Regions from separate parts of the Homo sapiens genome. Here all the other regions are linked to region 3. Evidence: chromatin loops called from intact Hi-C (ENCODE). Cell type or tissue: PC-9. All regions are shown on one strand. Region 1 has its middle 32 kb from the start of COPRS. Region 2 has its middle 21 kb from the start of MIR365B. Region 3 has its middle 100 kb from the start of MIR365B.

Region 1 (2,500 bases), 150 kb after region 3:
GCCTAGGGCCAGCACAGATGTCACGTCCTCCTGCCAGTACTGACAGTTCTGGTGTTCACCAACCAAAAGGCCTCAAAAAAAACCATGAAAGCCCTCTTAAGGATTCCTGGTTCTCAGGGCAGGAAGAAGGCAAGGGGATGGGAAGACACTGTCTCCTGCATGATGGAAAATTCCAGTGCCACCTTGCTTGGGTCTAACTTCCTTGACCACTCTGGAGACACAGAGCCCTACCAGGACCCAGAATCTGGAGCCAAGGCTGGAGCTCTGTGCCCGGACCCAGGGCTGGAGCCAACAACACAAGCACGGGCTTAAACGCTCAGGGAAGCCGGAAGTCCAAGTGACTAAGCTAGAGATACTCAGGCCAGAGGCCAAGTAAGGCCTGAGCGCTGAGTACGGCCAATGGCCTCTGAGATGTCGACATAGCTGAGGTGAAAGACAGACCAGCACCAAAGACGGCTCTGAGGATATGGAGGGGTGAGGACCCTCATACATGACTGGTGGGAGTGGAGACGGACCCAAGCCTTTGGAAAACAGTTTGGTATCACCTGGAACACATACTCTATGATCCAGTAAATCCACTCTTCATAAGACAGCTGGAGAAACTCTCCCACCCATGGGCCGCAGAATGTTCTTAGCAGCACTGCTTATAAAGGCAAAAACTGCAAACAGCCCAAACCCCCACGGCCATGAGAATGGATTAAAAAATACAGACCATATTCATACAATGAAATACTGTATAGTGGTGAAAATGAATAAGCTAAACTGAATGAATGAATCCCATAAACACAATGTTGACTGAAAGAGGCAAATCATAACATAATGTGCATTGTGACCTCACTCAATAGAAGCCCAACAATCTCTCCAGACTAAACAACATATTGACGTATGGGGCATATGCCTATGTGGTAAAACCACAGAGAAAAGAGAATGACAGACACAAAATTCAGGATGGTGATGACCTGCCAGGGACAAGGGGAAAAGGTGGGACTTAAGGGGAAGGGAGCACCCAGGGAGGTTTAGAAAGTATTGAAAACATGGAATTGTTCGGTTAGGTGCTGGGAACATGGGCATTTATTTTCATTATTATCCTTCAAACTGACCCCATGCGTTATATACACTCATGTATGTATAAAATGTTTCAAATTGTTTAAAATTAAGAAAAGTTTTTAAAGACCAGGCACAGTGGCTCACACCTATAATCCCAGCACTTTGGGAGACCTAGGTGGGAAGATTGCTTCGGCCCAAGAGTTCAAGACCAGCCTGGGCAACATGGCGAAACACCATCTCTATGAAAAATACAAAAATTAGCTGGATGTGGTGGCATGCGCTTGTAGTCCCAGAGACTCAGGAGGATCACTTGAGCCAGGGAAGTTGAGGCTGCACTGAGCCATGATCATGCCACTGCACTCTAGCCTGGGTGACAGAGGGAGACCCTCTCTGATAAATAAATAAATAAATATTTAAGAAAAATCTCGGTGGAGAGCTACTGCCTGCTCCATGGAGGTGGCCCAGCACCCAGCACCTGCCTGGCTCCGACCCACCCAACTGACTGTGAATGGTCCAAGAGGAGGGTAGGGACACCAGCTCTGGTTGGCCTGCATAAAAGGAGTGTGGAGGAGAAGGTGCAAGTCTAAATCAGAAGGATAAGTTCAAATCCCATCTTTGCCATTTATTGGCTATATGACCCTGGGCAAGTAACTAAAACTCTCTGAGAGTCAAGTCCTCATCTGCAAAATGAGCACAAGCTAAGAACCTAGGCTTTGTTTATGAATTCCTAGCACTTAGCATCTTACTTGGCAGACAGTAAAAAATAGACATCAAGCATCGGTCTTGTCGTGAGAAAAACAGACAAATTCCAATAGTGGGAAATCTTACAAAATATCTGACCAGCACTCCTCAAAACTATCAATTTCAACAAACAAAAGAAGAAAAAGAGAACAAATCTGCAATGATTCCACTTATATAGGATACCTAAAATAGTCAAAGACAGCAGAAAGAGGCATGCTTACCATGGGAGGGGCAGGAGGAAACAGGAGTGTTTGATGGGTACCAAGTTTCAATTTGAGATGATGAAAAAGTTCTGGAGATGGATGTGGTGATGGCTCTACACAACATGAATGTGCCACTGAACTCTACACTTAAAAATTGTTAAAATGGTAAATTTTATGTTATACATGTTTTACCCGATTTTTTTTTTTTTTTTTTTTGAGAGAGGGTCTTGCTCTGTCACCCTGGCTGGAGTGCAGTGGCACCATCTCAGTTCACTGCAACCTCCACCTCCCATGTTCAAGTGATTCTCATGTCTCAGCCTCCCAAGTAGCTGGGATTACAGGCACGTGCCACCACGCATGACTAATTTTTGTATTTTTATTAGAGACAGGGTTTCGCCCTGTTGGCCAGGCTGGTCTCGAACTCCTGACCTAAAGTGATCCACCCGCCTCGGCCTCCCAAAGTGCTGGGATTTCAGGTATAAGCCACCACACCCGGCCTAAATTTTAAA
Region 2 (2,500 bases), 79 kb before region 3:
TCTCATGTAGCTGGGACCACAGGCGAACACCACCACACCTGGCTAATTTTTTGTATTTTTTGTAGAGATGGGGGTCTCACTATGTTGTCCAAGCTGGTCTCAAACTTCTGGGCTCGAGCAATCCATCTGCCTCAGCCTCCCAAAGTGCTGGGATTGCAGGCATGAGCCACTATGCACACTTCTTAAACTAGATGAGAACACCATGGAGGGGAGAGTGTGCCTATGGAGTGAGTGTGTGTGAGGAGTGCATGTAAGGGGTGTGCTCATGAGTGTGTGTGCCCCACACATGCAGGCTGCTCATTCATTCATTTAATACGTGCCAGTTGCACAGGGAAAGGTGAACACATCCTGACCTGGTCCTCGTCCTCATGGAGCGTGGAATCCAGTGGATCCAGTGGAGGAGAAAGAAACAAGAAAACAAAATAAAACACATCCCAAAAGCTAGAGTGCGAGGCAGCTAGGGCGGGAGTGGGGAATAATGAGGGCCGGTGGGGAGAGCCTGCTGGATAGGTGGGTGTCTGATGGCCCTCTCAGAGCAGAGCATGGATGGTGGGCATCTGCTGAGCCTGGACCACCCAACTCCCTTTCCTCACAGGCCTTTAGTTTCTTTTGGGGAGGAACTGCCTCTTCTCTGCTGGACAGAGTCTACCAGGCTCCCTCTGCCCTGCCCTGCCATAGGGTGGACATGTGACCCACCTAGCCAGTAAGATTGTCCACTCCTCTAATTCATGGGCAGAAGGACAAGGACAGTCAGAGTCTCCCGGCTGCCTCCTGCCACGCATTCCTGCTCCCCACCCCCAATCTATGCGCTTGCCCTTCCCGCCTTTTGGCCCTCAGGAGCTGTCTTGGTTCCTGCCCTTGCCCAGGCCTGTTTTTCCAGCCTTCCCACCAATTTTCTGAGCTCCTGTGGGTGTGCCTATCTTGTGTGGGTTTGGTTTTGGCTTTTAAATGAGCAAAGGCAGAATGAGGGTGCCATGAGCACAGATGAGGCTTTTGGGAAACGCCCCCCTTCCATTGCACTGTTGGAAGGGAGTGTAGAGGCTGCTGTGTTTCCTGGGGCCGGCCACCTTGACACCGTGCCTGCATGCACGCAGCCCCCCAGCACGCTTCTTCACCAGCCAGCCTGAGTGCAGGGCCCTGGCCAGCCTTGCCGGGAGGAAATGCCAGCCCCGTTTCTTTAAGCCTCAGTCAGCCTCCCCAGGGACTCTTGACTGCCCTAATGCTTCCTCCTAGGCCTTGTCAGTGGTGCAGGCCTGGTCTGCCCAGAGCAGCAGGGCCTCCGGCAGGGGCCTGTGACTCAGGGCTCAGTCAGGCGGAGGCAGGATGTCAGTGCCATTCACTGGGCCACGAGGAATCTCACTCTTCTATTTATAGGCAGCGCAACTGCTGGCCCAGCCTGGCCAGAGGAAGTGGCTGCCACTGCCAGCGAGTCAGGAGCTACGATGAGGGAGGCATGGCGCTGCTCCCTCTGCCTGCTGGGGGGGATTTCCAGGTTAGGACCAGCTCTTCCACTGCAGAATGGTCAAGGCTGGGACAGGCCGGAACAATGAGCTCATGTGGCTTCATGACCCATCAACTGAGCAACAGGGTGGTGGACATGGGGTGGCTTGGTCTGTCATGAGCCTAGAAGGGAGGGCAGGATGGGGACCTCCCTGACCCTGCAGGGGGAAGAGGTAAGGTAAAGGCAGTGCCCAGAGCCTGGCATCCTGAAGTTTGGCCCCAGACAACTCACCCCACTCTTCCTGCATTGGGGTCCCAACTTCATCTGTCAGAGACCCCTGTCCCCACCTGCCATCTTGCCCCACACCAAGACGGCTGCTTGTGCTTAGGAAGCTAACACTGGATACCTACTGAGAGGTGAGCCCTGTCACATCCATTCCTGCATCCAGTCTCACAACAGCTACACAACATAAGCCCATTTAGCAAAAGTCAAAACTGAGGTCGAGAGTGGTTAAGGCACTTGCCTGGTTTTGGGTGTGTGCACAAATGTGCCCTCTATGCATAAGTGTTGTAAAATGTGATCTACCTTCCCATCACAGAGGAGCTGTGAGGGGAACTGAGATGGCTTTGGCCATTGTGAATCTGTTGCCATCTCTGTTGGAGTGCCCGTCTACATGGTTGACCTCTGTCCTCAGTTGAGTGTGCATGAAGCATGAAGGATTCTTGTGTTTGTTTCCTGCCCTGGACAAGGTGTCCCTGGAGGTCAGGAAGGGAGTCTTGCTCCTCCTGTGACCCTAGACCCCAGCTTGGATGGAGCTTGGCACCAAGCAAGTGCTCAGTAGACTACCTACCGCATGGGCCCGCAGAGTCTCCCCATCCTCAGACGTGGCCTCTTGCAGGCAGCAGCCCTACTGGATGCTCTGCTGCATTGGGTCTGCACAAGGGGCAGGTACTCAAAGAATGAGGATGGGGGGACACTTCTTCCCGAGAGGCTGCCTGACGGGGAACCCCAGGCCTTCAGTCCTCATGTCAGGTGAGAACCAATTTCTTGAACAGGAGG
Region 3 (2,500 bases):
AGCTGGGTGAGGTGGTGCACGCCTGTAGTGGTAGCTTTTGGAGAGGCAAGGCAGGAGGATCACTTGAGTTTAGGAGTTTAAGGCTGCAGTGAGCCGTGATCACACCACTGCACCTCAGCCTGGGTGGCAGGGTGAGACCTTATCTCAAAACAAAAAACCCGAGATAACTGGCAGCTCTGCAGGCTTAGAGGAAAGCAACTGGATGTGGGTGAGTGTAGTGCAGTAGGCAAGGAGGGAAGAAGGCTGCATTTGCTTCATGCCTACAATGTGCCAGGCACTGGCGGATCGACACAGGAGAGCCATGCCTCCAGTGTCTATCCTGTTTTGAAAAGAGAAGAAAATGAGGTTCAGAATGGTTCCATACCCAATTCCAGGCTCCACAGCTTAGAGGCAGGGCTGGAATTCAAACCCTAGTCTTGCGGGTTCTGTGCATTACTCATCGCAGTAGCTGTATGCCTAGGCCCCTCGGGAAGTTTCTGGCTATTGGACAGACTCAGATTGGATGACATTCCCTGGCTCCATTTCCTCTGGTTTTAGATGCCAGCAGAATACAGGTCCCTCTGGGCATCGTGGCATTCGAAAAAATGCAGGGAAAGGGTCCACAGAAACTAAAAATGATGATCAAGGGGCAGAAAGGGTTTTCTGAGGAAACGTAAAGACAAACTGGGCTGTTGCATTGCTGGTGACCTGCCTCTGGCACTTCTCCAGCTGTATCTCTGCCTGACCCTCCAGCCACACTAAATTTTTTACAGCTTCCCGAATATGTCACTGTTTTCTGCCTCCACGCCTTTGTAGAAATTGCTTTCTTTACCTAAAACACCTTTCCTACTCCCATCCAAACCCTGCCTTCCTGACAAACTCCTATACATCCCTCAAAACCGATTTCGGTCATCTCCTCTGTGAAGTCCTGTTTCCTAGCAGTGGACCCTTCCTGCTTCATACCCTAGGGTTGATTGCTTCTTTTTCTTTGTCCTCAGCACACCTAAGACTTCCTCCAAACTGGTGATTCTCCACTCCCATGTGCAGATCTGCTTGCTGCATCAGAATCACCTCAGGAGTGATTTCAAGATAGTCAAGCCCAGGCCCTGCTCTGGGAGAATCTGACTCAGACTCTGGAGTGTAGCCAGATGTCAGAAATAAGTAGATTGTCCAAGTGCTTGTGATGCTCAGCCAGGTGTGGAGAGCACTGAGGTGCACCCCTGGAAGGCAGGACCTTCTCCATACCAGGGCTTGGCTCAGAGGAGTGCACAGTGAGTGGGGAAGGAAAGAAGGGAGTGTGTCCAGCATTGGTTCCTTCCCGTGGGTTCTTGGTCTCGCTGACTTCAAGAATGAACTTGTGGACACTCATGGTGTGTGTTACATTTCTTAAAAATGGTGTGTCTGGAGTTTGTTCCTTCAGATGTTCAAACATGTCCAGAGTTTCTTCCTTCTGGTGGGTTCATGGTCTCGCTGACTTCAGGAGTGAAGCCACAGACTTTCGCAGTGAGTGTTACAGCTCTTAAAGGTGGCACGTCTGGAGTTGTTTGTTCCTCTTGGTGGGTTCGTGATTTCACTGGCTTCAGAAGTGATCCTACAGACCTTTGTGGTGAGTGTTACAGCTCACAAAGGTAGTGCGGACCCAAAGAGTGAGCAGCAACAAGAATTATTGCAGCTAGCCAAAGAATAAAGCTTCCACAACTTGGAAGGTGACCAGAGGGGTGGCCAGCTTTTATTCCCTTATTTGGCCTCACCCACATCCTGCTGATTGGTCCATTTTACAGAGCGCTGATTGGTCTATTTTACAGAGTGCTGATTGGTCTGTTTTTACAGAGTGCTGATTGGTGCGTTTACAAACCTTTAGCTAGACACTGAGCACTGATTTGTGCATTTTTACAGGGTGCTGATTGGTGCATTTACAAACCTTTAGCTAGACACAGAGCACTGATTGGTGAGTTTTTACAGAGTGCTGATTGGTGCGTTTACAAACCTTTAGCTAGACACAGAGTGCTGATTGGTGTGTTTACAATCCTATAGATAGACAGAAAAGTTCTTGGAGTCCCTACCTGACCCAGAAGCCCAGCCGGCTTCACCTCTCAGGAGGGAGGGAGGGAGGGAGAGAGGGAGAAAAAGAGAGAGGGAGGGAGGAAGATAGGGAGGGAGGGAAAAAGGAAAGGAGGGAGGAAGGAAGGAAAGGTGGGAGGGAGGGGAGGATAGGAAAGAGAGAGAACGAAAAAATAGAATGAAAGAAAAATGGGGCTGGGTACGGTGTCTCAGGCTTGTAATCCCAGCACTTTGGGAGGCCAAGGTGGGCAGATCACCTGAGGTCAGGAGTTTGAGACCAGCCTGGCCAACATGGTGAAACCCAGTCTCTACTAAAAATAAAAAAAACTAACTAGCCGGATATGGTGGTGGACACCTGTAATCCCAGCTACTGGGAAGGCTGAGGCAGAGAGAATCACTTGAACCTGGGAGGCGAGATTGCAGTGAGCTGAGATGGCACCACTGTACTCCAGCCTGGGTG

What was found. Peaks named below come from ENCODE experiments on the same cell type or tissue, not always from the same donor. Only the 100,000 strongest peaks of a DNase experiment are listed, where the experiment ranks them.
Region 1: a loop joins it to region 3, with 5 times the contacts of the local background. A loop is called at or near these places in 3 of 110 quality-filtered maps.
Region 2: it touches region 3 in a loop (9-fold over the local background); 2 of 110 quality-filtered maps call a loop at or near these places.

Annotation. Positions count from the first base shown.
Region 1 is chr17:31,826,174-31,828,673 of GRCh38, forward strand. No RefSeq gene overlaps it. Among named protein-coding and RNA genes, the nearest start is that of COPRS, 32 kb to the right of the region's middle. In PC-9, no CTCF peak of the experiment used is centred here; no DNase peak of the experiment used is centred here.
Region 2 is chr17:31,595,507-31,598,006 of GRCh38, forward strand. No RefSeq gene overlaps it. Among named protein-coding and RNA genes, the nearest start is that of MIR365B, 21 kb to the left of the region's middle. RefSeq lists enhancers at 229-1,095, 1,096-1,960, 1,144-1,283, 2,156-2,500. In PC-9, no CTCF peak of the experiment used is centred here; DNase peaks (open chromatin) are centred at 825 and 1,305; H3K27ac peaks cover 2,074 bases.
Region 3 is chr17:31,674,043-31,676,542 of GRCh38, forward strand. No RefSeq gene overlaps it. Among named protein-coding and RNA genes, the nearest start is that of MIR365B, 100 kb to the left of the region's middle. In PC-9, no CTCF peak of the experiment used is centred here; DNase peaks (open chromatin) are centred at 449 and 1,089.